Regions from separate parts of the Homo sapiens genome. Here all the other regions are linked to region 1. Evidence: chromatin loops called from intact Hi-C (ENCODE). Cell type or tissue: PC-3. All regions are shown on one strand. Each heading gives the region's core, and the rest is flanking DNA. Links, peaks and the distances in the headings are about the cores only.

Region 1 (10,597 bases), core at 1-8,000:
CATCTTCATCCCACTTCAAGTAACACTGCTCCATGCGAATATCTACACCGAGAACGAAATCACAGGGTGAGAATGAGTTGAAACATCCATTGAACAGTCACATGTCAAGCGTCTGCTCAGCACCAGGCATCATGCAGGACCCTTGCGGTGTACTGGTGGGCAAGATGCAGTCCCTGACCTCCTGGAATGGACTCCATAATGACAGTCATTTAAGGAGAACAAAGGTGAGATCCTCTTCAGTCTTAATTCTCACAAGAAACCCTCAGGAAGAAAAGGTCCTCTCATGAGATGACTGCTTCATGTCTATTACTCCTTTTTTGTATTGTTCACTTTAGAAAAGGTAAGATAATTTTAATGATAATTCTTCCTGTTCAGAGAATTGCTTCAAGTGCCTTTTAAGCAGCCCTGTCAGATCCCATTCATAAACAGTAAATGATCGGCTATAATCTATTTGCCAATTTGTTACAACTATTAAGATCACTACAAAAGAAAGTGTTATAATATTATTACATTTAAAGTTTTTTTTTTTCTCCTGCCAACTTTACCTTTTGCATCATGGTTTTTCCCTGGATTATGTGAATTTTCCGTTTTAAGGGACCAATTATTTGTTTAAATGTCACATTTTCCCTCCAACTTCAAAACAGACCAACATTTCAGTGCTTAGCCTGTGCTAGCCAGGACCTTAGAATATCTATAAACAGTCGCCTACATCTAAAAATAGAGTAGACCAGAATGGTCTATAAATAACATGTTCATCTGTTAGCAAATAGATTTATTTTCAAATCATACTAAAGCACTTGGCTGTTTAATTACAAATATGGATAATGAGTTTGGAAACGGTTCCTTAATCAAATAGCATGATTTCTTTGATAAGAACATTTTAAGACATTAAATCCTTTCCAGAAGCTGAAAACTGTCTAACGGAGGGAATGAGATCCCTGATGGAAATGTACACATAAAAATTAATGTTTACTACTTTAGTTACTGTCAATATTGATTCTTTCAAGTTCTAAAAGGTAATGAGTTACATTTCTGAGTACTGGAATTAAAAAGTTCTATTTTTTTTCTTTCTTTCTTTCTTTTGAGATGGAGTCTCACTCTGTTGCCCAGACCAGGTGTGGCGTGGTGGCTCATGCTTATAATTTCAGCACTTTGGGAGACTGAGGCAGCTGGATCACCTGAGGTCAGGAGTTCGAGACCAGCCTGGCCAACATGGCGAAAACCCATCTCTACTAAAAATACAAAAATTAGCTGGGCATGGTGCTGGGTACCTGTAATCCCAGCTACCTGAGAAAAAGTCCTATTTTTAAGGAAAAAATAACTGTGGTAAATGTTTATTTTGATTCAGCAGACTGAATGTAGATATCTACAGAAGGTGATTCTGTCTTATATATCTACATTAACACAAACCAAAAAGCCACATGCTTTGCCAGTGTGAAGTGTGATAGTAATCCAGCGTCTCATTATCACAGGGCTCTGAGGGGCTAGTCTCCTTATAGCTGGTTCCGTCCCATATGTCAGCAGCTAAGTAAGAATCTTCTCAAGATGTGAAAGTCTTATATAAGTACAGGTGGCCTAAGAACTCTGGCCTGAGTCATACTGTGAGGTTACTGAAGAAACCTGCTCAAGAAGCTCAAGACAAACTAAAAATGTACCATTTCATAGCTTATTGGAATAAACTAGGGTGAGAGGGGAAAGGCATCTGAACTATGCATGTAAAAAGTTATAACAGCCAGGAAGAGCAATCCTGTCTTTAATACTGAGACCTCTATGGATGTTTATATCGGCAATTAAAAGTCAGCACACTACTGAGAACTCTATATTTATATCAGGAATTAAACGTCAGTACACTGGCCACATAAGGCCTATCAATGCTGCGATTGTCCTTGCATGGAAATTAAAATATGAATTTGGAAACCTTTGGATGGTCCATGTTCTCTGAAGTTTGCTGCAGTCCCCACTGCTCCCTGTTGTCGCGTCACTCATTTATATGTTACATGCTTGGCTCCTGCAAGCATCTGAGTTTGGGATCCCTGATTCAGATGAGGTTCTATCAGAGCATTTACCAAAACTTTAGTTCTCAGAATACTTTACATTTTCATGTGCCAGTTGCTTCTTGAAACTTTCTCACATCCCCAGACAGAATTAATTAATATAGCATAATTCAAGTGGTGACAAAAGCATTTAAGCAAAGTACAAGGATGAAGAATCCAATATATCATCTTAGAATATTAAAAAATGCTTTTTTTTTTTTGAGACAGAGCCTCACTCTGTTGCCAAGGCTAGGGTATAGTGGTGCGACCTCGGCTCACTGCAATCTCCACTTCCCAGGTTCAAGCGATTCTCCTGCTTCAGTCCCTCGAGTAGCTGGGATTACAGGCATGCATCACCATGCCCAGCTAATTTTTATATTTTTAGTAGAGACGGGGAGGGGGGGGTTCCCCATGTTGCCCAGGCTGGTCTTGAACTCCTGACCTCAGGTGATCCACCTGTCTCAGCCTCCCAAAGTGCTGGGATTACAGGCGTAAGCCACCACTCCCAGCCATAATTTTGAATAATGTTATTGAAAATTTATTTTGCTGAGTAATAATTTACAATCAATGATATATCTTCATATATTATAGCATTTCATTATAGAAGGTAACTTGATTTCATTAGTCATTTGGCCATACTGATATTATTATTTTTGACATTTTCTTTTTTTAAAATTTCGATAGTTTTGGGGGAATATTTTGTCATTTTCAAATGATACTTATTTCTAAACATTGTAGATCACTTAAAGATAATTTTTAAAATATTTAAAAATCTGAAAGACATTTTCTTTATTTTTGTACTTTGGATATTATGTTTTCTAAATAATTTTGTATGATTTTACAGTCATGCTTCCAATCCAGATTTAAATGTGCTATCAAAAACTGAGTTAAAAATGAAATCTGTTTTAATTATAATAACTGTATGGTATTGCAAACTTTTTTCTTACAGTAAATTTTAAAAATCACTGATATGTAAATACTTTAAAGGTGATTGCATACACCACCACTATTATTTATGCTTTGTCTACATGTCTAAATTTCAAATACAAATCTATGTAAAGTTCTTTTATAAACTAAAAATTTACTGTTCCATAGCTTATTGGGGGAAAAAAAATCTCTGTAGGTAAATGAAAAATTATTGTTACATACAATGAAAATTAATAGAAATTTCTTTTTCAATCATGAAATTCAAGTTCAAACATGACACTAATAAAGAAAAAGGTCAAATCACTATTCCTATAATATGCTGTTGAAAGAAAGAGATTCATCACTACAGATCTTTAAAAAATAAACTATTAAGAAAACTTAAACTCTAATAGCAATAAAGGAAGGACCAGGATCAGTGAATGATTTCAAGCAGAAGCAACATATCTTTGCTCTTGACTTTCCCCACTGTCTTCAGGGTGTAGCTGCAATGAGCTGACAAATGTAAACTTTTAAAATCCTAGTCTCCAACTTTCCTGCTGTGTTCAACATATTCTTACTCTATTAACTCAGTGTGAAAGACTGAACCTGTCTAAATTATCTGGTTAAAGAAATGGAAGATTTTGAGATAGATTTTTGAGCAGTCCCAACTTTTGGCATGAAACAGAAACAATTTCGCATAAATACATTCACTTTTAAAACAGCCTCTAGTGATTTCCCCCTAAATATCTCATTTAAAGCAAGTTTTCTCAAGTACAAACTCTTGTGGTTTTGGACTAGCCACTGCTTAAACAAGGAAATTCATGGCTTGTTTTATACATAGAATACATGAGGGTGTGAATCTTACCCAAACATACACGGCCAGTCCCATCCAACGTAAGGCCTTCAGGGCACTCGCAATGAAAAGATCCCTTACTGTTGACACAGCGTCCATTTGGACAAACGCCAGGGAACACCTCACACTCATTAACATCTGCAGGGAAATGCAGCAAGCAGAGGAGCAAAGATGTTACAAATAGAAAAAGCAGGTGTGGTCCTACTTCCTGTATAGCATTTTCAATCCACATTCAATACAATGTGGATTATTACTTGAGTTAAACAGAAATATTCCACAACCGAGCCACCCGCTTTCCTAGGTACCAGCTGTGAAAATTACCACAGCCTTGCCTGTCCATAAAACATGGCCCAGACATGTGCCTTTCCCAGCTGTTCTGGGCCTTAAAGGCTAGCGATGTCTTCATGAAATTTACACAACTCCATAAAGAGGAGAAACGGGAAACTCTAAGCTCTTTCCTAAGAGAATTATGCTAAAGCATTTGTTGATTACATCGAGTATTTTTATTGAAATGTCAAGGTTTTTGAAAATGATAAATATCTCCAAAGTTTGAGAGTGAATGTTAATTTTACTTACTGCTCAAAAGATGTATAGTATCTTCCAAGGAAGGATACACTCACCTTCACACGTAACACCTTTAATCCTGGCAAGCCCTCTTGGGCAAGCTGTATCTGTAACAACAACAGGACAAATTTTACTTCATTATAGAATAAAATACAACCATGGTATGCTCAAGAAGAAGTATAATGAAATCTAAATGGAACTAAATAAAAAATGCAAGGCAGGGTCTTAGGGTCCAAGGACATCATTGTCCCCTCTTCATTCAGTAGGGCACATGACTTTCTGTGGTAACTCCATTGGTATTGACCTGTATTGAGATTCTCATAATTTTTCCTACAATTTCTTTTTGCTGTCACATTGACAACTGAGTTAAAAGTAAACAGGTCAGGCGCGGTGGCTCACGCCTGTAATCCCAGCACTTTGGGAGGGTGGATTACTTGAAGTCAGGAGTTGGAGACCCATCTGACCAACATGGTGAAACCCCGTCTCTACTAAAAATACAAAAATTAGCTGGGCATGGTGGCGGGCACCTCTAGTCCCAGCTACTCGGGAAGCTGAGGCAGGAGAATCGCTTGAACCCGGGAGGTGGAGGTTGCAATGAGCTGAGGTCACGCCACTGCACTCCAGCCTGGTGACAGAGCGAGACTCCGTCTCAAAAAAATAAAAGTAAACAAAAGATTTGAGGAAAACAGCCACCACGCAAACAAGGATACCAGAGGATACAGTCATCTAGCAGATAGATTCTAGCTGATTCCCTTCCATGTTAAAATATTTAGAAGGCCTGCTTATGTACCAGGATAAAACAAATACACATTTTAAGAGGTAAAAAACATTAGCCAGGAAAGATAACATTTTAGCAAAAGTAAATGATCTCTGACCTTCTTCACTAAGGAACTGCGTAGTGAAAGAGGTGTCCTAGTGGCAGGAGAAGTTTCCAAGGAGAAGCCCAGAAGCTCCCAATAAGGCTCCTACCTAGTTCACACCGCTCACAGGGGCTCCCCCAGGCGGCTCCGAGGGTGGCACAGCATTCAGATTTCAGAGTGGCTCCATTAATATTCACCTCACAGCGGCTGTCCTGGATGTTGAGCCAACAGGTCCCCTTCAGGCTGTCTGAAAAGGAACAGGAAAGGTTGGGGAGCTCTTACCTCTGAAGAAAATAGAATTCAGCTGTGTACACAAAAGGCATTTGTTACAGTATTCTAAAAAAGAAAGATTACTGGCTCACGCCTGTAATCCCAGCACTTTGGGAGGCTGAGGAGGAAGGATCATTTGAGCCCAGGAGTTCGATACCAGCCTGGGAAAATAGCAAAACCCCATCTCCACCAGAGGAAAAAAAAAAAAAAGAATACTTTAAAAGTTTTAATAGTGGGGCTGGGTGCAGTGGCTCACGCCTGTAATCCCAGCACTTTGGGAGGCCGAGGCAGGTGGATCACCTGAGGTCAGAAGTTCAAGACCAGCCTGGTCAACATGGTGAAACCCCGTCTCTACTAAATATACAAAAATTAGCCAGGCTTGGTGGCAGGTGTCTGTAATCCCAGCTACTCGGGAGGCTGAGGCAGGAGAATCGCTTGAACGCAGGAGGCAGAGGTTGCAGTGAGCCAAGATTGTGCCATTGCACTCCAGCCTAGGCAACAAGAGTGAAACTTCGTCTCAAAAAAAAAAAAGAAAAAATTTTAATAGCATATACTTTGAAAATACTTTCATGTACCTGCATTCAAATATGGTATATTACATATATGTAAATAAAATATTATACTATGTATCTCTCTCACATAATATGGTAATTAATATAATTATATCTATTGATATTCTAAGAGGAGTTGTCCAAGATTTTATGCTGGTACTCAGAAACACAGTGCATTGCCATGTTGCCCAGGTTGGTCTGGTTTGGAACTCCAGGCCTCAAGCAATCCTTCCACTTCAGCCTCCCAAAGTGTTAGGATTACAGGCATGAGCCAGTGCGCCCCGCCCTTCTTTTTTTTTTTCTTTTAACATACTATAACAACATGATAAGACCATCACTTGTGTGAAAAGTATTCATAAGATATATCCTTAATGACAAATGCTTTGATATTTAAGATTTTATCGTATAAAATCCTTTTCCTTCTACCTTAAGTCCCTACTAAATAAATCACACACAATGTATGTTCTGTTATGCAAAGGCCAATATTTCTCCAGCTGAAGATAATTATTTGATGAATAATTTAAAAGAAAAAGCCCTATAAAACGAAGAAGGAATAAACATCACTTATAAAACCCTCACTAATGCATTCCCAGGGCTAATATCTGATGTATTTTCTTTCAGGCACTTAAAAAATGTGTGTATGTGTGTGTGTAGATTTATCTCTAGTTCAAAAAGTAAATCATACTTATGGTAAACAATTTGAAGAAATAGAGAAGTATGAGGAAGATGTAAAAATCACCTGTAACCCTCTAGAGATAACCATTCCTAACGTTTTAGACTGACTCCACATCAAATTTGTTCTTCCTTTTGAATGGTAGAGTACCCAGTGAAATATTATGCACTTTAAAATTTTTATTTTATGTGGATTAAAGGGAATAACGAATGGTTAGTATATTTTTGGTGGCATAATGAAAAGTTTTTCAAATGAACAAATAATAAATGACTGTTAACTGATTTTGAAGCAGTGATAAGGAATCCAGTCAAAGCTGATATAGCAAATACTAATTGGCTAAAACAAATCATATGTCATGTTTTCCTTGTAGAGCAGTGGCTCTCAGTTAAGTGTGCATAATATTACCAAGACACTTGTTAAAATGCCGATTCATAAGTTTCCCGGTATGCAGCCCAGGAATCTGAATTTTGACAAACTCCTCAGGTGATTCTGATGTGAGTGATGTGGAAAACACTTTACCAAAACCTCAACAGCATATTGTGGCATTAAGACTTGGAAGAAAACAAAGAATAAGTGTATTCCTATAGTATTTATTTGAAAATTCATTTTAATAATATGTACAGATAAAATTTACTTCTGGCCAGACACAGTGGCTCATGACTATAATCCCAGCACTTTGGGAGGCTGAGGCAGTCGGATCGCTGGAGCCCAGGAGTTCAAGACCAGCCTGGACAACATGGTGAAACCCCGTCTCTACAAAAAACACAAAAATTAGCTGGGAGTGATGGCACATGCCTGTAGTCCCAGCTACTCAGGAAGCTGAGGTGGGAGGATTGCCTGAGCCCCGTAGGCAGAGGCTGCAGTGAGATCGTGTCACTGTATTCTAGCCTGGGTGACACAGTGAGACCCTGTCTTCCAAAAAAAAAAAAAAGTTTTTACTTCTAAATTCAACAACAAAAATACCCCCCTGCCCCCAAACACAGAAAGGGAATTACAATTAAACCATGGGCCTATGATGGCAGAAATAGTAATTTCTGATTCCCTAGGAAACACAAGAAGTTACCAACAACCCAAACACCAAGACAGAGGTTGAAACAAAACAATTCTCTCCTGTACTGAATAAAAAGTTACAGGGCAAAGGTGTGAAAAAGAGCTGGACAGTCACTTTGCTTTTTCACTCTGGCTGGAATGTTCAGTTTGGATAAAACTGTAGAGAAGCATTTGTGTCAGGTCTCAAACTGCAGGCTTGTTATAGATTTACATCTGTAAATTCCATAGCACAGAGGAAACAGAGATGTTTGTGTAAAGCTACTGTGTATTTAAATGATCTTTTAATGACCTGGACTAGTTCTGATTTATCACCTTGTCATCATTTTAAGTAAGATAAACAACAGTTATTGCTAAGATTTATCAAGATAGTGACAGGAACTGGAAGGCTTTCTATGTATTAATTTATTTACTCATTAAAACAACCCTGTGAATTATGTACAATTTGCAGATGAGAAAATTTAGGCACACAGAGGTCAACCAATTTACCCAAGGTCACCCAGCTAGTACAGTGTCAGCATCAAGATTCAAGCCCATGCAGTCTGACTCCAAAGCCCTCACTCTGTAGCACTGTGATTCTTTAGGCTGGTGCTGTATCAACACTTGAAAAGCTACAAATCCATTGATAGCACCCCGCACCCCCCTACAGGCTCATCCTTCTCTCTCTCCGATTCCTTTCCTCCATCCTCCCTCCCTGTCTCCCCACTGACCCACTGTTGTGTGTGTATGCCCATCCCGGCCCCCAGACACACACACAACTGAGATACAGATGTAGATAGTCAGGAATTAGTTAAGAACTCTCAAAAAATAAAGCAGGGTAATTAGCTTGAGGGGAGAAACAGGAGAAAGACTGTTATTTTATGTAGGATGGTCAGAGAAATCGTGACTTACAATGTGGCACCTGAATACAGACATAAAGAGAACCCTGCAAACCCGAGAGAAAAACATTCCTGCCAGATAGATCAGTGGACTTCAGGTGGGCATGTGTCTGACGCAGGAGCAGGAAGTAGGCCAGTCTGGCTCAGGCTGAGGGGGTGGGAGGCACAGGGAAACAAGGTCACAGCAGGAGCAAGATCATGAGGGGAGCACAGGCTTCGGTTAGGACTTGAGCTTTTACTGAATGAAATGAGAAGCCTAGGATTTCCTAGACACAGTTCCTGGACAAAGAATGATATGCTCTGATTTATGTTTTAAAAGGGCTGCCTAGTGGCTATGTGGAGAACTGAGTGTAGTATGAGGAAAAGAAGGTAAGGTAGAGGCTACAGTAGTAATTACGAAGAGAAATGATGGTGACTTGGATTGGGGGTTGGTGTGGTGATCGTGAGAAGGGGTTGAAATATGGATAAACTTCAAGTGCAATCAATAGGTTTGCTGATGACTTTCATATACAGCTTGAGAAAAAGACATCAAGGATGCTGCCAAGGTTTTAAGGGGTGGCAGCTAGAAGAATGAATTTGCCATTTGCTGAGATGGAAATGTTCCTGGGAGACTCAGGTTCAAGCCAGTACACAGGAATTTGGTTTTAGACATGGGAATTTGAGATATCGATGAGCCATCCAAGTGGAGACACTGTACAGACAGTTGGAAACACAAATCTGGAATTGGTGGCAAGGTTGAGGCCTAGAATTTCATTATCAACTAGAGTGACAAATGTGAGAGTCAACACAGAGGCTCTCGAGGATGAGTGTAGAAAGAGAAACAGAGGTCCAAAGACGGACTGGTGGAACACTTCAGGTTAAAGGTTAGGAGGATAGGGAGGACTCAGTAAAGGAAAGAGAAAATGTGCCATAAAAGTGAAAGAAGAAGAAGATAGTTGTGCCTGGAAAGCCAAAAATGCAAAATTTCTTGAGAAAGAATGATTAATGAACTGTGACAAATACTGCTAATAATCTAAGGTGAGGAATGAGAATAGACCATTGGATTTGACAGCAGAGTGGTCACAGCCATATATCCATGCAAGTTGAAGACAGAGCGCAGACCCAAGCCAAAGATGAGGGAAACTGGTCTGGATTATATAGAACCATCAAACCACAGCAGTATAATGCAGGAAATATTAATCAAATGCATTGTTCTATTACATTTAACCATATTCAACCAGAACACCATAGTCTTTTTAAGCAGTTTGCAGAATAGTTGAAGATTAATTTATATTTAGAAAGCTTGAAAAATAGATTCTAAATCTTTAAATATTCATAGTATCCAACTAATTCATATATAATCTAATGTAATTTTAAATTAGTAATCACATCATGAAATTTCAAAATGTAATGACCTGGACCTGTGGAAGAGAAAGTTGCAGGCTAACCACTGATGAGAGCCACTGACAGTCCTATTATACATTCATGACTTGTCCTGTGTATATTTTACTATTTGTTATTTTCTTTTTCAACTAGATTCTCTTTTTAATAAAAAAGTACATGAAATAATGTCTAAACTTTAAAAATATTAGGGAAATCTCATTTTGAGCTGCTCTACACTGGGATATTCAAATTTAATCACAATAAATGAAAGCACACAATACACTGGCTGAGAAAAATATGGTGGTGGTTAGTTGTTGGCAATTGGAAGAATGACATAAAGACTTGGGGGTAAAAAAGTCTTTGTTCTTGTTTAGTTAATAAATATAAGGGCAAAAGGCCAAAATAATGGAAGTCTACATGATGAGGCAAAAACTATCTTTGATGCTCAAGTGGCATGCAGATTTAGTTTTCTGAGACATTAATTGATTAATGCTGAATTCATTTCCTTTGCATAATAAAATGACTCCATCTCAATTGGAAATTGTGGCTTAGCAAAAATATTTCTGCTTTAGTGGCTCCAACCCACACACCCCACCGCCC
Region 2 (10,597 bases), core at 1,102-9,101, 140 kb before region 1:
CTTCCAGCAAGGCCCACCAAGCTGAAGTGCTTTCCTAGTCTGCTCCCATCAAGAGTTCTGTGGAGGACAGCCCTACTGCTCTCCAGTACAACTTGACCAGAACAAAGGCTCAGAACAACTTAGACCCCACCTGCCACCAGTAGGGAATTCTCTCCTTCTCCAGCCAGGAGAGGCAGCCAGCTTGGTTAGAGCAAAGAGTTGGTCTTATGCTCTATTCTTCCCCTTTCCCTTTCTTGTATCCCATGGAGCTGAATGAAGAGCTAGAAAACAGCTCTGTTCTTATTTCAGGTAATTTTTCCCCTTCCTCCTGCCACATACCCAAGAGAATAAGCTCCTTTCCTCCCTATTGCCTTGGAACAGTTCCTTACACATCACTGATTCTTAATGAATTGTGTTAAAATGAATCTGTAATCAACTTTGCTATGCTCATGGGTCTGTTTACCACAACGATACTGACAACGAAGGGTAGTTTTGTGGTTGCTTTTCCATTTATGTGTCTACCTGGTTTTGCTTTAAAGATGAGGAAAAAATTATTTCTTGCCTCTTCTAGCTGAAGCCCTGAGTACTGATTAAGAGTTTATTTGGGACCAGGTGCAGTGGCTTACACCTGTAATCCCAGCATTTTGGGAGGCCAGGGTGGGAGGATTGCTTGAGCCCAGGAGTTCAAAACCAGCCCGGGCAATATAGGGAGACCCGGTTTCTATAAAAGTTTATTTGGCCTTTGGGAAATGTCTATCCCAGGTAATAGTGGCCAGTTTCTTGAGAGATTACCAAAGGCTGAGTCAATAAAATCCCTCAAAAAATTACAAATGTATTTATACAAGAAAGCAAATGAAAGCATCCAGGAAAAAAATGTTCACAAACACAAATTCAAAAACATACAAATTAAAGCAAATTTGAGGTGCCACTTACAACTAAAGAAACATCATAACATGATAATATATACTAATGTGTTTGTAGTGAATCTGACTTATTTCTACAACAGCTTAGGAAGTGATATGACAATACTAATGAATGTCTACTGACAGTATTTCAGGGAGCGCAACTCCGCAATGTAAATGGTGGCCCTGTAAACAAAAGTGTTTTTATCCAATAATCTTTGCTCCTGGAATTTTTTCTGAACCTCAAAGGGCACATAGAACAGGAGATTAAAGTTCATGGCATGCTCAAAAACAATTGAGTTCTTCACCAGCAATCCTCAAAAAAGAAAATCCTAAAGGTTGTTCTTGAGAATAGAAATACATTAAATTCAGAAAGAATGGCTTAGATATAACAATAAATAAAGAAAAAAGAAAATGGCTAATATATGGGTAAAACTTACTAAGTATTGACCCTAACTAGCAATAATTTCTTATGTGGATTTTTTAGAAAGTAAGAATTAAATCAATGACTAAAATATAAATTTGACTGGGCATGATGGCTCATGCCTGTAATCCCAGCTACTTAGGAGGCTGAGGTGGGAGGATCACTTGAGGCCAGGAATTCAAGGCCAGCCTGGGCAATATAACAAGACCCTATCTCTACGAGAAAGTTAAAAAAAAAAAAAGGAAAGAAAGAAAAAAAATTGAGCCAGGCATGGTGGCTTGTGCCTATAGTTCTAGCTACTGAGGAGGCTAAGGCAGGGGGATTTCTTGAGCCTAGGAGATCAAGGCTGTAGTGAGCTATGATTGAGCCACTGTACTCCATCTTGGGCAACAGAGTGAAACCTGTCTCTAGGGGGAGGAAAAAAAGGATATCTTCCAAATTAAGAGAAGGAAAAAGGTAAAAAATTCTCAAGCAATCTCCAAAAAGGAAATATGGAAGGAACAAACAAAATACAAAATTGTAATTACACTAAAGCCATATGGGTCATATCCTCCAGTTAAAAGAAAAAAGAATGCTTGTTTAGAAAAACAAAAAAAAACCCAACCATATGTTGTTTAACAAGAGATAAATCTAGATAATATGAATATGAATACATCTAAATATAAATATTTAGATACATCTAAATAATATAAATATATTTATATTATTTATATATTAAATCTATATATTATACATCTAAATAACATAATTTAGATACATCTAAATAATATTTATATTATTTTATTATATAGATTTATTTATATAAATTTATATATTTATAAAATTATATATATTTTAATATATAAAATATATAATTATATATAAATATATATAATTATATATATAATAAAAATACATAAAATGATTATATTTAGATACATCTAAATAATATTAATGATAAATAGTTGAGATTAAAATGATGAAAGAGTATACCTGATAAAAGTATAAAGAAAAGAAGACTGGTGTGGTCTATATTAATATCAGACAAAAGAAACTTTCAGGCATAAAGCATTACTTAAAAATAAAGTTGCTCTTGAATGATAAAAGGTTTAAGGGAGAGATAAAATAACTTAAGATTTGCATGCATTTAATAGCATGTATGATAGAGGAAATGAAATCAGTATTTCCAAGAGATATCTGCACTCTCATGTTCATTGCAGCTAATAGCCAAGATATGAAAAAGACCTAAGTGTCCATTGACAATGAATGGATAAAGAAATTGTGTTGTATATGTATATACAATGAAATATTATTTCACCTTAAAAAGGAAGCAAATCCTGCCATTTGCGACAACATGGATGAACCTGAGGGTGTTAGGCTAAGTGAATTAAGTAAGACAAAGAAAGGCAAATACTGTATGATTTCACTTATATGCAGAATCTAAAAAAAGCTAAACTCATAGAAATGGATCATAGAATAGTGGTTGCCAGGGGCTGGGGGGTGGGGGAGATGGGGAAATAATGGTTAAAGGGTACAAACTTTCAGTTTTAAGTTCTGGGGATCTAATGTACAGCATAGTGACTATAACAATACTGTGTTGTACACTTGAATTTTGCTAAAAGAGTAGCTCTTAAATGTTATACAAAAAAAATAACTAGGTGAAGAGATAGCTAGCTAACTTGATTGCAATAATTATCTTGCAATATATACACATATTAAATCATCACACTGTACACCTAACAGTAATACAATTTTGTCAGTTACACCTAAATAAAGCTGGAAAATAAAAAAACCTCCCATAAAAAAGAAAATAGATAAAAAATTTACATGCATTTATTATACAGTCTCACAATATATAAAGGAAAGTTGACAGACCTACCAGGAGAAACAGACAAGTCTAAAATCATAGTAACAAATTTTAACAGGTCTGTGTAATTGAAAGAAAGAGCAAAATACTACAACGAAGCATGCAAAAAAGAAAACACTAGTGGGGTTATGTTTTTTCTTGTTAAAGTTTCCCCTGAAATTTAAATGTATAATTAGAATCAAACCAGAAACGGTATCCGAGGTGAGGCTTCCATGTTGTCATGTCTTGGGGTCTCTGCAGGCTGAGGTTGCCTGTCCGTTCCTACACACCTCAGCGTCTGTAAGTGATTATGAGCAGCACAGGGGAAGGAAAGAACGTGTGGATCAGGTGTTAACAGCATTTTTTCCAAATATTCTCCATTCTGCTTTTCCTAATAACTTTGGTTTTGGAAAGTCCCTTGTGCTAAAGTAATCCAAGCTGCCTCTCCCAAGAGTGTACTGTGGCCTGACCGTAGGCTCTGCCCACCTTGATCCTGATTCCAAGAGGGAAATGACCCCGAAAGGAGCTGGAATCTAAGGTCTGGCATCCGGTCCTGTGGTGGAGACAAACACTTTCAAAGATGTAAAAAAATCCCACTTGTTCTAAGTCACTTTGCTTCCTGCCTGGGACATGAAAAGGGGGCCTTGTTCTTTGTGAGGGAGTGTGCAGCTAATTCTGGTATGACGTAAAGGCACTTTATATTATTGTCTGTGCAAAATGAACTGTCACCTCCCAACTTATTACACAGCAGTCTTACAGTTTTGCTTAGCATCTGAGGCACACACCCAGAGGCCAGAATAGTCCACCAGAGACTGAACTAATACTGCAGTGTGGAAGACAGCCACACCAAGATGAAAGATGCTTTCCTGTGCCGAGTGAGGTGATGGAAAAATAAAAAGCCAGACAAGAATGTGCACAAAAGTGATGTACAAAAGGGCACCTCTTCTCCAACATGGTTCAGTACTTAGGGCTTGCTTTTGCAAAGTTTCCTTCATACAAACTGCTTCCAAAACCACTTTACAGTTAAAAGCTTTGGATGGCCATTTGTTAGCACGCAGTAATAAATCACAGTTGAGGCAGAGGGCAAAAATTACATTTAGATGACACTGCTGTCAGCTGTCTGTGGGGTGGGGACAGGTTTAAGACTTGGTGGTGAGGCACAAGGGCACTGATCTAGGGAGTGGACTTCACTCTCACAGGCTCTTATGTGAATGTGATAAGCCAGGATAACCCCTTAGAGCAGTAACCGGAAAGATTGGCCTCACTATTTCTCACTATTCCCCCACTTCTCTGAACCCACTGCCCATCCAATTTGCACAGTGGAGATGCCAAACCACACACAAATTGCCACCCATCAGTCATTTTTAAGTATAAATAAGTTGAGGGTGAAAGTTCGAAGATACACATGATACAAAATTTGGGAGAAGAAATTTGACTAAATGCAGCCAGGGCCCATGCTCACTCTCAAGCCACTTTCAGGTCCCACCAAGAGGTGTTCAAACAGTGAACCTCTGTAAAAATAGGGCTTCTTCTGGTAGCTGAAGTAGAAATGGAATGATTTTATAAGGTATCAAACAAAAATGTTCCCAGTTTCTTTACTTTGTTAAGAGCAAGCAATTTTCTCTTCAGTGATTGTGTGGCAACAGTAGATGGCGATGTTGCCCTTGTTTTTGAGGAAACTGCTGTTGGAAGCGGGTGAACTGTGGCAAACATTGAAAATTCGGGGCTGAAATGTTGATTCTGTTGTGTTAGCAATGTAGTGTTGAGGCTGTTTGGCCTGAGTAGGTGTGGGGAAGGAGCGGATGCTAATCCAAGGCCATTTGCTCTGGCCCACCAATATACTCATCTGAGGAGGCAGGCAGGCACTGACAAGAATCTATCAAATTATCAGTTTTTATCCAAGTATTTGTTTGAAAGAAATGGTAGACAAATTGCAGTTTTTATCCAAGTATTTGTTTGAAAGATTTCAAAGATATGTTTGAAAAATTATCAGTTTTTATCCAAGTATTTGTTTGAAAGAAATGGTAGAGAAATTGCAAAGTTAATACACTTTAACAACAGCAAGTCTCAGGAACTAATCATGAAAAAGCAATGGCAATAATATTATAGATACATGATCAAGTGTCACTGTGAGCCAGGCACTGTGCCAAGTACTTTGTATGGCTGCTACTACTTAATTCTTAGAGAAACCTGTGAGACAGGTATCAATACCCCCATTTTACAGATGACGTCACTGACTTTCAGGAAGTTTAAATTCTTTTCCTGAGGTTCCAGTTAGTCAGTGGGTTGGCCAGAAATCAATTTCGAGCCTGCTTGGCTCCTCGAAATATAAAATTTTTCGCTTTTCTAAAGCCAGTCAAGATAAAGACAAGTTTAGTTTTCAGAATGAACCTTCAAAATCTACACGAGATATATAAATTTAAGAAATGGGGAAGAAGGAAGCCTTCTAGGGTCAGAGGAAATACCTTTTTCTTTTTAGAGCTTCCTTTATCTTACCCCAAATAATCAGATCAAGTGTGTGCATGTGTGTGATTTTAAAATATGGCATATGGATTCCAAAGGTCTGCTTACCTGTTAGTAACATTATTGCAAATTCAAAAGAGCTTTCAGGCATAAAAACTAGTTTTCATAAACTTTCATCTCATAAATCAATAAAAGTTTTTCTTAGCTATTCTACCCTTAAGTTAATGTCACAGAAATAGTTTTCCCATAGTGACACTAGGCAATAATTTTTTTTATTGGCAAATTGTTATTTATTTTATGTCCATAACAACGTATGGCATTAGAAACTATCAGGATTCCCTTCCACTGGGAGGTCATGGGTGACGGTGGATAAACTCATATCCAGAACCAGTACAAGGAAACTTACCCAGTCTCTGCAGTACAGAATGTATGTGCCCTATCAAGGACTACTCAGTAGAGCCAATCAAATCCTTCTAAATTATCAATAGGACAGAAATAATTCCCTGAGTATATACTTGTGAAGTTATACTTCAGATAAGCTCAACAATCAAAGGATAAAAAAGTCCTTTAAAAGTTGTTTTTGAAATATCTTGACTTTGACAACTTAGGTTTGATGAATTGGAGACACAGAAAAAGTCTACAAACATCTTTTCTTTGAGAACTTAGATATAAACTGGAGAGGCTGCAAATTTTTCCCAGGTAAAGTTTGCATGTGCCTTTTAATCTTAAGTCCAGGCCAACCAAACTGCTCCACATCTCCTTTAATTCATTTCAGGATTGTGAGTCTTTACGAGAAAACACAGGACAAACTTAGGTGAATAAAATCCCAAATCTGACACATGAGCCCAGGCCTATCCCTCAGCTTTTCAAGGTCTGGAACAAGAGTTATAAATGGAGGCCCTGTATAATAATTTATCATTTTAAAGTAAGAAGTCAAGCTAAAAACTGTTGAATGAAATATGTTCTATCCTCCTAAGTTGAAAAATATGCCTTCCTGATGGCCTGGGAAGAATGTGGGTCCCCAGAACCCTCAAGGTTCTACCCCACAGCATGAACACGCAGGAAGAACTGCCTCCCAGCTGCCCAAGAGGTCTTACATGCATGTGTGCAGACACCCAGGCCATATGTCCAGGCTCTGTCCATGCCCCTCACAAATGAGTGCCCCCTGCCTCCTACCCCTTGGCCCTTGGGATGTACATACTAACACTGTGATTTGCCTGCTGGAGGAAGGGCCTAGGGAGGAAGCTGGCTGTGGGGTCACTGGAGTGAGAAACTGTGGGGATCATGTTTGAGATGGGGAGTGGGGTGAGGGCTCCAGGTGGTTATGTTCCCTTGAGCCTGCAGACTTTCCACTCTATGGAAAAGGAGACAGCAGGGGACGGCCAGGGCAAAGTATACAACACACAGGGCCTGGCTGGGGATCTCCTTGTTTTCTTGAGAGACTTTCTTTCTCTTGATCAGAAGTATAGAAGTTCAGCTTTCTCTATAGAAAAGGAGGTCACAAGAGGTGGTAGATGGAAAAACAAGGAAGGCAGGCAAGGAGAGGAGTTAAGAGAACATCTCTCAGCAGAGGCGGAGGGGTGGGAGAAGGTAATGGTAGGGCATGGCTCAGACCAAGGAGACCAGGGATGAACCAAGTGGCCTGGAGAGCATCACCCCTGAACTGTGGGCTCAGCATTTTAGAAGTTGGAAAGGTATGTGTATTTTTTAGAAAGATTGTTATTAAAATAAAACAAAACCCCAGAGTCACAAGAGTTAACATTTTGGTTATTGGAAGCATGAAAATCATGCTGCTATGATTGTGGTGAGGGACAGAGGCATTCTGTGGAGGGGGTTACAGGGAGGTTCCCTCAGTTACGTATAGAGGAAAGAAAGTCAGGAGCTGCCTGGGAACCACAGAGTGAGGCTCTGTGTCTCAACCACTTGGCTGGACCCAAGACACCTCTGGTCTTGTTTCCACTCATAATCAGGAGTCCATTGCCCCTTCACTCTTAGGTCTCAGCGTCTTTGCTCCGCCATGTTCCCCCTCGACTTCTAAGTTTGGCTCAGGTGCAAACCTTTCCAAGGAGACTGGTTGGATTGAAACCATGAAACCCACTATTGGGACACACAGTTTTGTCAGGCTCCGCCTAGCACCCTGGTCCAGAGGAAGGCTCTCAGTTGTGGTACTGAGCAATTCAAATTTACTTTGACCAGGGCAACCAGCCCCCCCGCCCCGACACGTGCCTGACCCAATTCCTAGGCCCAGCTCCTTGTCTGAGTTTGGCCACACACAGCAATCCGGGCTGGTCCAGACTTCAGACTAGTAAGTCCTGAAGGTCAGTGGTTGACTGATTTTCTAAATAAGACAAACCTCACCCACATGCCTTTTAAAACTCAGCAGAAGGCAAACACACGCAAAGAAAGGGACAGAGCAGCAGGGGAGCGTCACTGTGGCCGGGCTCTCGACAGGGCTCTGCTTCAGTTTCCTGCTCTGTGAAATGAAAGGTTTGCATTCGATGGTCTACAGGTCTTTTCAGAGAATACATGTCCATGATTAGATGTCATGTCACACGCTGTAGAGTCCTCTTACCGAGTGAACACTGAGTGTGTGCTGATGTTTTTGTAGCACCATTCCCACGGAGTAACAGCCGGCTCCATTTTCATAACCCCTTGGAGTGAGGCGTCACCTCCCTGTCCTCTTTCCTCTAAGAACTCAGTTGTGTGCCAGACCTCAGGAGGTCGTTTTCAAACCCCACGGCTCGGAGAGAACACAGGCCCTTGGTGTCCACAGTGTTGAGGGAACCGGGCAGGGGCTCTGCCAGGAGCCACGCTGTTGATCCTGGCAGGGTTTCTGCCCTGATGTGGACAGCGCATGGGAGATCAACCTCCCCTCACTCTCACTCCCCATTCCCACTCCCCTGCTGGGTAGGAAGGCCTGGGTTTCCGAGACTCCCAGTAGGAGCCAAGCAGCTTGACTCAGGCCAAGGGTTTGTGGCCTGGGCCCGTTGCCTCCTGAGCCAGCTTTAATGCGCTCAGATGAGCTCGTGCCCACAAACCCGTGGCTGGAAGATGATTCAGGGCCAGATGCAATTAGACTGTGGGCCAGTCAGATCTTCCTGGAAACTGGAATATTGCAGGTCACACCTAGAGTGTGTGTCATATAAAACTAATGCAGCAGGAAGACATGCAAACTATTCACTGGGGTTCCCCCGCTCCCTCCACTGCTGTATCCTTGCCAGTTGGGCTGAGGCCACAGCCTGGCACTGTCCCTTAGGATAGGGAGGGGTGTCAAGAGGGATTTGGGAAACAAGGACAGCAAAGTCTGACTTTTAATCTCAAAGCCTTGGGTCGAGGTATTTTAGGAGATTGAGGCAACCAGCCCCAACTAGGACCCAACCTATCCACCACCCTCATTAGGTAAAGATTCTCTCAGGCTGGGGATTTAGGGAGGATAAGTTGTTAAGGAGAGAAAGAAAGTGAGAGAGTTAGAGTTGAGTGTGCATACAGTAGTGACTGAAAGGGAGGGGTACTCTGAACTGCAAGCCTATCCTTACATCTCCTGGGCTAGAGATTGGGAAGGAATAATAATATCTCCAATGGGTTTGGTGGTCCCAGAGCAAAGTGACCTTGTGACTGATTTCCAGAGTGCAGCCTTGAGAGGACATTCTATCCAGTGCGTACTTCATGAGGCAAATAGGCAAAGGGAAGTTCAAGGGACTCCAGGAGGCTCAGCCCCAACTACCAAAGTGCCATGAGAAAACACCTGCAATTTTTGGTAGCCCTTTGATTAAGGTGTAGAAGGTAGCAGAAGGAGCCTGCAACTCCTGTGGCCATGGCTGGCAGGGAGGAAGGACCCAGAATAACCTGCATGGACCTGGTAACTGGAGGCCAGAGTCCCAGGACATGTAAGGCCATGTGAAGTATTAACTGGATGGTGGCAGCCAAGGGTAATGGTAGGAGGGTTGTAGCTGTTGCCGGGAATCAGCCAAGACAGCTGGAGGTAAGAAGTGGACCACTCTCCTCTAGCATGCCACAGCCTGGGGTGTATGCTCCAGCTCTCCTCCATCTCCATGCTAGGGTGTTGGTGCTGAGTTTGCGGGGGTGATCTTGTGTCTATATGTGCACAATCTTGTATTTGACCAAATTTAAACCTAAAACTTAACAAAAGTCATAAAAGTGGCTGACTGTATCTGGAAGTGACACGGTGAAATTCTTTACATCTCACAGAATGGTGCTTCAAGATAAAAACTGAGTTACAGAAAACAATTTTTTTTGCATACCTGAGTGCACTTTTAACAGAAATTTTAACCATAGAAAGCACCATTGGCTTCTTTCAAACTGGTTTTTCTCCTCCTCATCAGAAAAATTATCTGAAACTTTGAAATAGAAGACATTACAGGATGTTCTCTTTCAGTGTAGTACTGAGTTTGCAACTTTGACTTTCCATTAACTGGTTAACTTGTAGATTTTTGTCTGGGAGAGACACAAAAAGTGTGTCCAATGGAAAAGGTAATGCCAAAGGTCTCAGTGTGTGGACCTGTAGGCCCATAACTCGTCTTGTATTGAATGAACAATTTGTTCCTAATGTTCCCTTACTAAATTACCTATAAATGTCTATCTTCTCATGTGTTCTTTGAACCGTTCATAACATCTTACTGATTTCCTCATTAATTAGACTTGAAAAAGACCTTTGACATATGCTCATTTCATAACATTGTTTTATAAGTCTTAGAAAATTATACTTGAGTATCATTATAGTCTCAGACCTACTAACTCACATGGCATACATAAATCAATAATCTAATCTATCTTGTCCCTCTTAGTAGAATGTGTAAGTACTTGTCATTCTTTGTCCTTGATTGAAATCTCAAGAAAGGAAAAGCCTCACTTAATATCTTGTTTCCAGTCGTTATTATTATAACCATTTTACCAATGAAGGAACGGAGGTTTAGAGAAGTAAGGTATCTTGCCCAAGCCTACACAGCTAGTGGGTAGCAGACGTAGAAGGATTCACACTCCAAG
Region 3 (10,597 bases), core at 1,567-9,566, 120 kb before region 1:
GGGAAGAAGACGAGAGAGTCCTGCTTCTAATGAGCAAAGGCAGTCTCTGAGGTGCTATAGCGCTTTGTATTTATTGGGTAAAAAGAGTAAGGAGGAGGAGGTAATGATTGGTCAGCTGCTTAATTGATCACAGGTTCATATTGTTACTGACAGGCTTCAATTATGCCTAATCATAAGAAACATTTGTGCGGCCTCCAACACACATACACTGCATCTTTAATAATTGATTTTTATCATTCCTTTTTCTCTTTAAATTCACATTTCCATTTTACCCCCTCCAAGAATTTTATCCTAATGTAATATATTTTTAAACTTGAAAGTCTCTTATTGGTCACCCCATTATACTTCTCTTTCACAAAGTATATATAAATTGAAATTTGAAATGTTGAAAAAAAGTTTTTTTTTTGAGACAGAGTTTTCTCTTGTTGCCCAGGCTGGAGTACAGTGGTGCAATCTTGGCTCACTGCAACCTCCACCTCCCAGGTTCAAGCAATTCTGCTGCCTCAGCCTCCTGAGTTGCTGGGATTACAGGTGCCCACCATGATGCCCGGCTAATTTTTTGTATTTTTAGTAGAGATGGGATTTCACCGTGTTGGCCAGGCTGGTCTCAAACTGCTGATCTCAGGTGATCTTTCCACACTGGCATCCCAAAGTGCTGGGAGAAAAATTTTTTTACATGATCGTAAATCTACATGTAATTTTAAAATACTGGTAAGAGTATTTTTGACATTAATAGTAGTAAAAATTGAACCAAAACAGCATAAATATATTATAAATGTGGGTAATTAATACACATTAATTTATATAAAATACATTTGCATTAAAGTTCACAAAAGTAAACGTTTTTGGAAAAAATCTCTCTTAATGAGATTGATATCTATATCTTTGATTGTCCTATTGTTGGCATCTTCTCTTCTCCCCCAGAGTGTTTTCACACTGAGACATTACACCATAGTGAGGCTCTGGGTGGGTGAGAGGGAGGCCTTTCTGTCATGAAGGAATGGGTGATTGTGAAAGAAGATGCAGTGCAGCCATTGCAGGCAAGTGCTCAGCCTGGCCAATTTGAGAAAAGAGAATGGAAGGAGGCTGAAGATCTGCCTGGGTAGCTCTTCAAAAGACTTAGATTCCTGTCCCCTGAGAGTTCAATCTTTCCCTTTTCTGCCTGGGCCATTCCAACAGCTTTAATCCCTGGTCTCCTTGCCTCTTGTCTTAGCCCTTCTGAGCTGTCCTCCACCCATCCATCAAGCTTGACCTGAATGACAAACGCGACCATTTTCTTCCTTGGCTTACCAAGTTCACTGCCAAAGTCCACCCTGCCCCCAACTCCATACACAACATCCTCTTTTCTGCAGCATCCAAATTCCATAGCCGTTCCCTTCAGGATCTGGCTTAGAACACCACACTGTAGCTTTATTTGCCTTACCTCTGCCCTATGCCACCATCTCCCCTTCTAGTCTGGATATTTTGAGAACTCCTTTCATAAATCTCTCAGCTCTGAATTCCTGCCTAGCAGAGTGCCCGTCATGAAATTGGCTTTTGAGGAGGGGAAGTAAATTAAATGCCAGAGAAACAAAAAAAAGAATACTGATATTTCTTTTTGATTCTTCATAAAGTGTTTCAATGTGGAGTAGAAAGAGACAGAGAGAGTTTACACCTATCAAACATTAAGGCTGATAGGATCTTAAAATGATTGGTCCATGCCTGTGTGGCATTTTTATATTCTCATGGAAGAGACATGCCAGATGTGGGCCTTGCCTTTTTGGGCCATAAAGTCCAGTGAAGAAGGGGCCATGTGTGTGTTCTCTTCATTCCTTCACAGAGGGTGGGCTCTAAATATATATTAAATGACAATGAATTGCCAGAGGGTTAGGCTGGTTTGTTACTCTTGGCACTTGGGCTAACCATGGTAATGTTAATAATGCAATTCCCCTTTTGAACACAGCCCCTTTTCACCCACAATATGACATAATGTGGCTTTGAAGTCTCATTTTATGAAACAGAGAACAAAAACAATGTTAGCATTATAAAGTTCCAATACTGCATTTCACCTGAATGCATCTTTTAATTGTACTTCCATTAAAAAAAGATGCTTTGTTGCAGCAATAGAGATGTCTCAGAATCTGCCCAAGGAGGAAAGGGAATAAAGAAAACAATTGCCAAGTCATTGGCAATGTGCAGATTTGTTTAACAGTTTCAGCCTACATAGGAAGTTGCGTGCTCTACACTGGACTCCAAATCAAGTTCTTGCCATCTTGATTTCTGAGAAAGGGAAATTCCACAGAGTCAAGTAACAGTATCAGCCGCCAGCCTTCATGTTGGTAGAGGTCAAGGTCCAACCACAGAATACCTTTGGGTTCATGGTTCCCATCTCCATGAGAGGCTGACTGGCAGCATTGTAATATTTTCCTTTTAGTTATTATAACAATCCACAAGTTTTTATTCAATTTGGCATCTCCATTGGCTCTCAGATAGTATGTCACTGACACATTTGAGCCTCTTAGAAGCCCTGGAGCTCCCTAGCAAGGTGAGTAAAGGGAGCCATTCACAGAGGCAGCCACAGGCTTGGGGATTAGTTACCATGCACTGTTCGTCTGACCTTCTTTCTCGTTCCATGCCCATAGTTGCTGCTGTAGTTTAAATATCTGTCCCCTCCAAAACTCATGTTGAAATTGAATCCCCAATGTGGCAGTATTGAGAGGTGGAACCTTTAAGAGGTGATTGGGTCATGAGGGCTCTGCCTTCTTAAAGGGGTTAAACCATTCATGGATTAATGGGTTAATGGATTAATGGGAAATCATGAGACGGGACTAGTGACTTTACAAAAAGAGGAATAGAGGCCTGAGTGAGCACACTTGGCTCCCTCACCACGTAATGCCCTGTGCTTCTTTGGGATGCCACAGGGAGTCTCCCACCAGCACGAAGGCTCTCACCAGATGTGGCCCCTTGACCTTGAACTTCTCAACCTCCATAACTGTAAGAAATAAAATAAATTCTTTTTCTTTATAAATTACCCAGTTTCAGGTATTCTACGTAACAGACAAGAGACTAAGAAAGTTACTTTGATAGATTTCCCAAACTACTGAGATTCCCAACAACTTTAAAGAGCTCAGTGCATAACATTGTAAATTGGGTAGATGGAATGAGTCTGGAAATCCAGGTAGAGAAGCCTGTTGACTTTATCTATTTATTTATGTATTTATTAGACATGGTTCTTGCTCTGTCGCCCAGCTGGAGTACAGTGGCCTGATCTCTGCTCACTGTAACCTCCACCTCCCAAGTTCAAGCGATCCGCCCACCTCAGCCTCCTGAGTAGCTGGGACTATAGGCACTCGCCACCATGCCCGGCTAATTTTTGTATTTTTTGTAGAGACAGGGTTTTGCCATGTTGCCCAGGGCGGTCTCGAACTTCAGAGCTCAAGCGATCTACCCACCTTGGCCTCCCAAAATGCTGGGATTACAGGTGTGAGCCACTGCATTCCGGCCCCTGTTGACTTGTAAACTGAAAGAAAGCAATGGTACAGATGCATGTAATCAAGAGTATGTGGCAGGAGGGGTCAAAAAGAAAGAGCTGAGTGTTCAACTATGAGAAGAAAAAATAAATACCTTGCTTCCCTCTCTTCCGTAGCCAGTTGGATATAGTGTGGTTCTTCATTATTAAATGTCCCCTGAAGAAAGCTAAGGGAACAGAGAGACATTCTAGTGTCCTACTTTGGCCTATAGGTAGTGGCAGCTCAGGATAAACAGGTAGATTAGAAGAATGGAGATGGGATAGGGAAGGGAGAAACTTTCTAGAGGGTGTTGGTGCTGGATGTCTTAGTCTTTCAGGAAGTAGGGAAGATACTGCTTTTCTGGGAAGGGAATTATGCTAAAAGGAACAGGCATGCTTAGCTGTATGCTCAGGGAGGTAGGCAGCATGACCTATTGCCATGAGGTGGGAGTGAAATATTCTAGGTAGCTCTGATAGGAATAGACTCCTTGGCTGGGATCATGCCTATTCTTCTCCGAAGATTTCCACCTCCGAACTGTAGCCCCTTGAAGAATTATAGCCTATATGCATTTCTTTATCCCTTCACCCATATTCACTCTGAATATTATAGTATGAGATCTATTTAAGTGAGGAAAAACTCCAAATAGTTGTAAGTTTTGAGCCATAAGACAAAAAATACTTAGAACAAGAAATAGACTCATAAACTAAGCTTAAGTTACAAGGGGACCATAGGGATAATCTGGAGACAATACTTTTATTGTACATATGAGGCAAACAAAACAAAACAACAACAAATGGTTTGCCGGAGTCACACACCCAAAGAAGTAGGAGAACTAAAAGAGGAATTCATGGTGAGCAATCAGAAATTCACTATAATTTCTTCTTCACCAAGCTGTTTTAGCACAAGGACCATTCAACTGTCTGTGTGTGTGCTGCACGTGTGTGAGAAGTGGGCACACAGCATGCCCACCTACATATTTTGGAGCTGATCTATACTAATCCTTAGCGATGACACACTTTGTAGATTCTAGGACTTCATAATACACACATACCCCCTGCCTGGCTGTGGTGATGGACAAACACAGCTACACCTACTTTTTTGGCTCTTTTAAGGAGGCTGACCCACTGACTTACAAGTTGTTGGCTAGCGTGGGGAATGATTCACTTCCTCTGGAAGACATCAATGACTCCTAATACACTTATGACTCCTTGGTTGTTGGTAGGTGGGGCCCAGGCTAACCCCACCCTGGGCCTATGTGGTCCGTGGTTTTGAGGGTGGGCAGCAGTGCCAATCCCTGCTCTGAGTAGGCCTGTGTCTTTCTGAAGCATTCTTGTCCATCTGACCTACTCTGGCCCTGCCAAATTCATTGCAGTAACAGGCCTCATTTGGCACCATTTTTAGGGTCTTATTTACCTCCATAAACATGGGGAAAGACGGGAAATTAGCTTATTAGTTAACACAAATTACCTATTCTCTTTAAAAGTATAATTTAAAAAATCTGCTATGAACATTTATTAGACATATTAATGCCAGCCCTGGGAAAATTAACACATGCAGGACCTCACTGTGCTGAGTCTTAATTATGCTTCACTTGCACTGAGGAATTGGCATTTGATTCTTTCCAAACTGTGCTATTGGCTGACCTTGCCGGTATTAGGTCATTAAACACCAGTAATTCTTATCCAGATTCTCTGCAGACACCGTGCATTTGAGCAATCATTTGTTTTACTGTCCCTCTTTGCTAAAGCATCTGTTGTAAGTGGCATTGTTCCAATCCTACTTATTCAACAAATTAAACTTTCCCAGGAACAAATAATCATCCCTAGAATTCCTCGAACTACCCTGGCTTCCAATGGGCCCACTTAGAAACACAGCCTGGTAAAAGCTGAAGGGTGATAAGGCTACCAAAAATGGGTGTTCCAAATCTTGCATGGTGGTCTCCCTGGTTTGCACTGAGGGTAGAATCCCACATACCACAAAGGATGTGATATGCAGATGAGGATACAAGCTCCTCCCAGGCAGGGCCAGCTTATGGGATCTGTCAGATAATGCAAGAAATATTTGGGAACGCTAACTATTTAAACTTCATATTGTCCCACAGTTCTGCTGGAACCCCACAGTAAATACTTTCTATAGTCCCCGGGGAACACATTATTATAGTTTTCAATATTGATTTAGCCGCAATGTCTAAATCAATATTGAGACATCGTGGCTTTTAAAGTTGATCTCAGGAAAGGACCCCTCTACTCCTTTTTTTTATTTTTATTTTTTATTTTTTCATTTCAATAGGTTTTTGCGGAACAGGTGGTGTTTGATTACATGAATAAGTTCTTTTTTTTTTTTTTTTGAGATGGAGTCTCGCTCTGTCACCCAGGCTGGAGTGTAGTGGCACAATCTCAGCTCACTGCAACCTCTGCCTCCAGTTTAAAGCAATTCTTCTGCCTCAGCCTCCTGAGTAGCTGGGACTACAGGCATGTGCCACCATGCCTGGTTAATTTTTGTATTTTTTAGTAGAGACGGGGTTTCGCTATGTTGGCCAGGCTGGTCTTGAACTCCTGACCTCGTGATCTGCCCACCTCAGCCTCCCAAAGTGCTGGGATTACAGGTATGAGCCACTGTGCCTGGCCACGAATAAGTTCTTTAGTGGTGATTTCTGAGATTTTGGTGCACCATCACCCGAGCAGTATACACTGTACCCAATGTGTAATCTTTTATCCCTCGTTACCCCTCACACTTTCCTTCATGTCCCCAAAGTCCAATGTATCATTCTTATGCCTTTGTGCCTTCATAGCTTAGCTCTCACATGTGATAACATACGATGTTTGGTTTTCCATTTCTGAGTTACTTCACTTAGAATAATAGACTCCAATTCCATCCAGGTTGCTATGAATGCCATTATTTTGTTCCTTTTTATGGCTGACTAGTATTCCATAGTATATATATGCACATTTTCTTTACCCACTCATTGATTGATGAGCATTTGAGGTGTTTCCATATTTTTGCAATTGCAAATTGTGCTGCTATAAACATGTGTGCTAGTATCTTTTTCGTATAACGATGTCTTTTCCTCTGGGTAAATACCTAGTAATGGGATTGCTGGATTAAATGGCAGATCTACTTTTGGTTCTTTAAGGAATCTCCACACTGTTTTCCACAGTGGCTGTACTAGTTTACATTCCCACCAACAGTCTAAAAGTATTCTCTTTTCACTGCATCCATGCCAACATCTATTACTATTATTTTTTTGATTATGGCCATTCTTGCAGCAGTGAGGTGGTATCATACTGTGTTTTTGATTTGCATTTCCCTGATCACTAGTGAGGTTGAGCATTTTTCCATATGCTTGTTAGCCATTTATATATCTCTTTTTGAGAATTGTCTATTCATGTCCTTAGTCCACTTTTTGATGGGATTGTTTGTTTTTTCTTGCTGATTTGTTTTGGTTCTTTGTAGATTCTGGATATTAGTCCTTTGTCAGATGTATAGATTGTGAAGATTTTCTCCCATTCTGTGGGTTGTCTGTTAACTCTACCTATTATTTCTTTCGCTGTGCAGATGCTTTTTAGTTTAATTAAGTCCCAACTATTTATCTTTGTTTTTGTTGCATTTGCTTTTGGGTTCTTGGTCATGAATTCTTTGCCTAACCAATGTCTAGAAGAGTTTTTCTGGTGTTATCTTCTAAAATCTTTATGGTTTCAGTTCTTAGATTTAAATCTTTGATCCATCTTTGTTGATTTTTTTATAAGGTGAGAGATGAGGATCCAGTTTCATTCTTCTACATGTGGCTTGCCAATTATCCCAGCATCTTTTGTTGAATAGGGTGTCTTTTCCCCACTTTATATTTTTGTTTGCTTTTTTGAAGGTCAGTTGGCTGTAAGTATTTGGCTTTATTTCTGGGTCTTCTGTTCTGTTCCTTTGGTCTATGTGCCAATTTTTATACCAGTACCATACTGTTTGGGTGACTATGGCCTTATAGTATAGTTTGAAGTCAGGTAATGTGATGCCTCCAGATTTGTTCTTTTTGCTTAGTTTCACTTTGGCAATGTGGGCTCTTTTTAAGTTCCATATAAATTGTAGGATTGTTTTTCTAGTTCTGTAAAGAATGATGGTGGTATTTTGATGGGAATAGCATTGAATTTGTAGATTGCTTTTGGCAGTATGGTCATTTTCACAATATTGATTCTATCCATCCATGAGCATGGGATGTGTTTCCATTTGTTTGTGTCCTCTATGATTTATTTCAGCAGTGTTTTATAGTTTTCCTTGTAGAGGTCTTTTACCTCCTTGGTTAGGTATATTCCTAAGTATTTTATTTTATATATTTGTTGCAGCTGTTGTGAAAGAGGTTGTGTTCTTTATTTGATTCAGCTTGGTTGCTTTTGTTGTATAGCAGAGCTATTGATTTGTGTACACTCATTTTGTACCCTGAAACTTTGCTGAATTCATTTACCAGTTCTAGGAGCTTTTTGGATGAGTCTTCAGGCTTTTCTAGTTATATGATCATATTATCAGCAAACAGTGACAGTTTGACTTCTTCTTTATCGATATGGATGCTACTGATTTCTTTCTGTTGTCTGATTTCTCTGGCTAGGACTTCCAGTACTATGTTGAACAGAAGTGGTAAAAGTGGGCATACTTGTCTTGTTCCAGTTCTCAGGGGGAATGTTTTCAACTTTTCCCCTCTCAGTATAATGTTGGTTGTGGATTTGTCATAGATGGCTTTTATTACATTAAGGTATGTCCCTTCTGTGCTGATTTTGCTCAGGGTTTTAATCATAAAGGGATGCTGGATTTGTCAAATGGTTTTTCTGCATCTGTTGAGATGATCGTGTGATTTTTGTTTTTCATTCTATTTATGTGGTGTATCCCATTTATTGACTTACGTGTCTTAAACCATCCCTGCATCCCTGGTATGTAACCTACTTGATCGTGGTGGATTATCTTTTTGATATGCTGTTGGATTCTGTTTGCTAGTATTTTGTTGAGGATTTTTGCATCTATGTTCATCATGGATATTGGTCTGTCGTTTTCTTTTTTGTTGTTGTTATATCCTCCCCTGATTTTGGTATTAGTGTTATTGGTCTGTTCAGAGATTCTATGTCTTCCTGGTTTAATCTAGGAGGATCGTATATTTCCAGGAATTTATCCATCTCCTCTAGGTTTCCTAGTTTATGCATGTAAATGTATTCATAGTAGCCCTGAATAATCTTTTGTGTTTCTCTGGTATCAGTAGTAATATCACCTGTTTCATTTCTAATTGAGCTTATTTGTATCTTCTCTCTTTTTTTCTTGGTTGATCTCACTAATGAGCTATCAATTTTATTTATCTTTTTAAAGAACCAGATTTTCGTTTCATTTATTTTTTGGAATGTCTTGTTTGTTTATTTGTTTCAATTTCATTTAGTTCTGCTCTGATCTTCATTATTTATTTTCTTCTGCTGGGTTTGGGTTTGGATTGTTCTTGTTTCTCCAGTTCTGTGAGATGTGACCTTAGATTATCTTTTTGTGCTTTTTCAGGCTTTTTGATGCAGGCATTTAATGCTGTAAGCTTACCTCTTAGCACCGCTTCTGCTGTATCCCAGAGGTTTTTGTAGATTGTGTCACTATTATTGCTCAGTTGTAAGAATTTTTTAAATTTCCGTCTTGATTTCATTGTTGGCCCAAAGATTATTCAGGAGCAGGTTATTAATTTCCATGTATTTGCATGGTTTTGAGGGTTCCTTTTGGAGTTGATTTTCAATTTTATTCCACTGTGGTCTGAGAGAATACTTGACATAATTTCGATTTTCTTAAATTTACTGAGACTTGTTTTGTGGCCTATCACATGGTCTATCTTGAAGAATGTTCCATGTGCTGATGAATAGACTGTGTATTCTGCAGTTGTTGGGCAGAATGTTCTGTAAATATCTGTTAGGTCCATTTGTCGTAGGGTATAGTTTAAGCCCACTGTTTCTTTATTGACTTTCTGTCTTGATGACCTGTCTAGTGCTGTCAGTGGAGTATTAAAGTGTCCCACTATTATTGTGTTACTGTCTATCTCATTTCTTAGATCTAGTAGTAATTGTTTTGTAAGTTTGGGAACTGTAGCATTGGATGCTTGTATATTTAGAACTGTGATATTTTCCTGTTGGACTAGTTTTTTTATTATTATATAATGTCCCTTTTTGTCTTTTTTAACTGCTATTGCTTTACAGTTTGCTTTGTCTTATATAAGAATAGCTACTCCTTCTTGCTTTTGGTGTCCATTTGCATGGAATATCTTTTTCCACCACTTTACCTTAAGTTTATGTGAGTCCTTTTGTGTTAGGTGAACCTCCTGAAAATAGCAGAAACTTGGTTGGTGAATTCTTATCCATTCTGCCATTCTGTACATTTTAAGTGGAACATTTAGGCCATTTACATTCAATATTAGTATTACGATGTGAGGTACTCTCCTATTCATCGTACTATCTGTTGCCTGAATACCTTGTTGTTGTTGTTATTTTCATTGTGTTATTGTTATATAGGTTCTGTGAGATTTATACCTTAAGGAAGTTCTAGTTTGGTGTATTTCAAGGATTTGTTTTAAGCTTTAGAGCTCCTTTTAGCAGTTTTTGTAGTTCTGCCTTGGTAGTGGCAAATTCTCTTAGCATTTGTTTGTCTGGAAAAGATTGTATCTTTCCTTCATTTATGAAGCTCAGTTTCACTGGATACAAAATTCTTGGCTGATAATTCTTTTGTTTAAGGAGGCTGAAGATAGGGCCCCAATCCCTTCTAGTTTGTAGGGTTTCTGCTGACAAATCTGCTGTTAATCTGATAGGTTTTCCTTTATAGGTTACCTGATGTTTTGTCTCATAACTCTTAAGATTCTTTCCTTCATCTTGACTTTAGATAACCTGATGGCTATATGCCTAGGTGATGACGATCTTTTTGCGATGAATTTCCCGGGTGTTCTTTGAGCTTCTTACATTTGGATGTCTAGATCTCTACCAAGGCTGGGGCAGATTTCCTCGATTATTCCCTCAAATATGTTTTCCACACTTTTAGATTTTTCTTCTTCCTTGGGAAAACCAATTATTGTTAGATTTGGATGTTTAACATAGTCTCAAACTTCTTGGAGGCTTTGATCA

What was found. Peaks named below come from ENCODE experiments on the same cell type or tissue, not always from the same donor. Only the 100,000 strongest peaks of a DNase experiment are listed, where the experiment ranks them.
Region 2: it touches region 1 in a loop (3-fold over the local background); 5 of 110 quality-filtered maps call a loop at or near these places.
Region 3: it touches region 1 in a loop (6-fold over the local background); 5 of 110 quality-filtered maps call a loop at or near these places.

Annotation. Positions count from the first base shown.
Region 1 is chr5:128,345,543-128,356,139 of GRCh38, forward strand. It overlaps FBN2 (fibrillin 2), which reads right to left. Exons shown (of 65, transcript NM_001999.4): 21 at 5,326-5,463; 22 at 4,413-4,463; 23 at 3,805-3,930; 24 at 1-42. Among named protein-coding and RNA genes, the nearest start is that of FBN2, 190 kb to the right of the region's middle. RefSeq lists an enhancer at 1-696. In PC-3, for the core only: no CTCF peak of the experiment used is centred there; a DNase peak (open chromatin) is centred at 3,899; H3K27ac peaks cover 850 bases.
Region 2 is chr5:128,208,672-128,219,268 of GRCh38, forward strand. No RefSeq gene overlaps it. Among named protein-coding and RNA genes, the nearest start is that of SLC12A2, 130 kb to the left of the region's middle. In PC-3, for the core only: a CTCF peak has its summit at 4,772 (motif pointing right); DNase peaks (open chromatin) are centred at 4,800 and 8,680.
Region 3 is chr5:128,223,545-128,234,141 of GRCh38, forward strand. No RefSeq gene overlaps it. Among named protein-coding and RNA genes, the nearest start is that of SLC12A2, 150 kb to the left of the region's middle. In PC-3, for the core only: no CTCF peak of the experiment used is centred there; DNase peaks (open chromatin) are centred at 4,617 and 5,187; H3K4me3 peaks cover 463 bases; H3K27ac peaks cover 2,081 bases.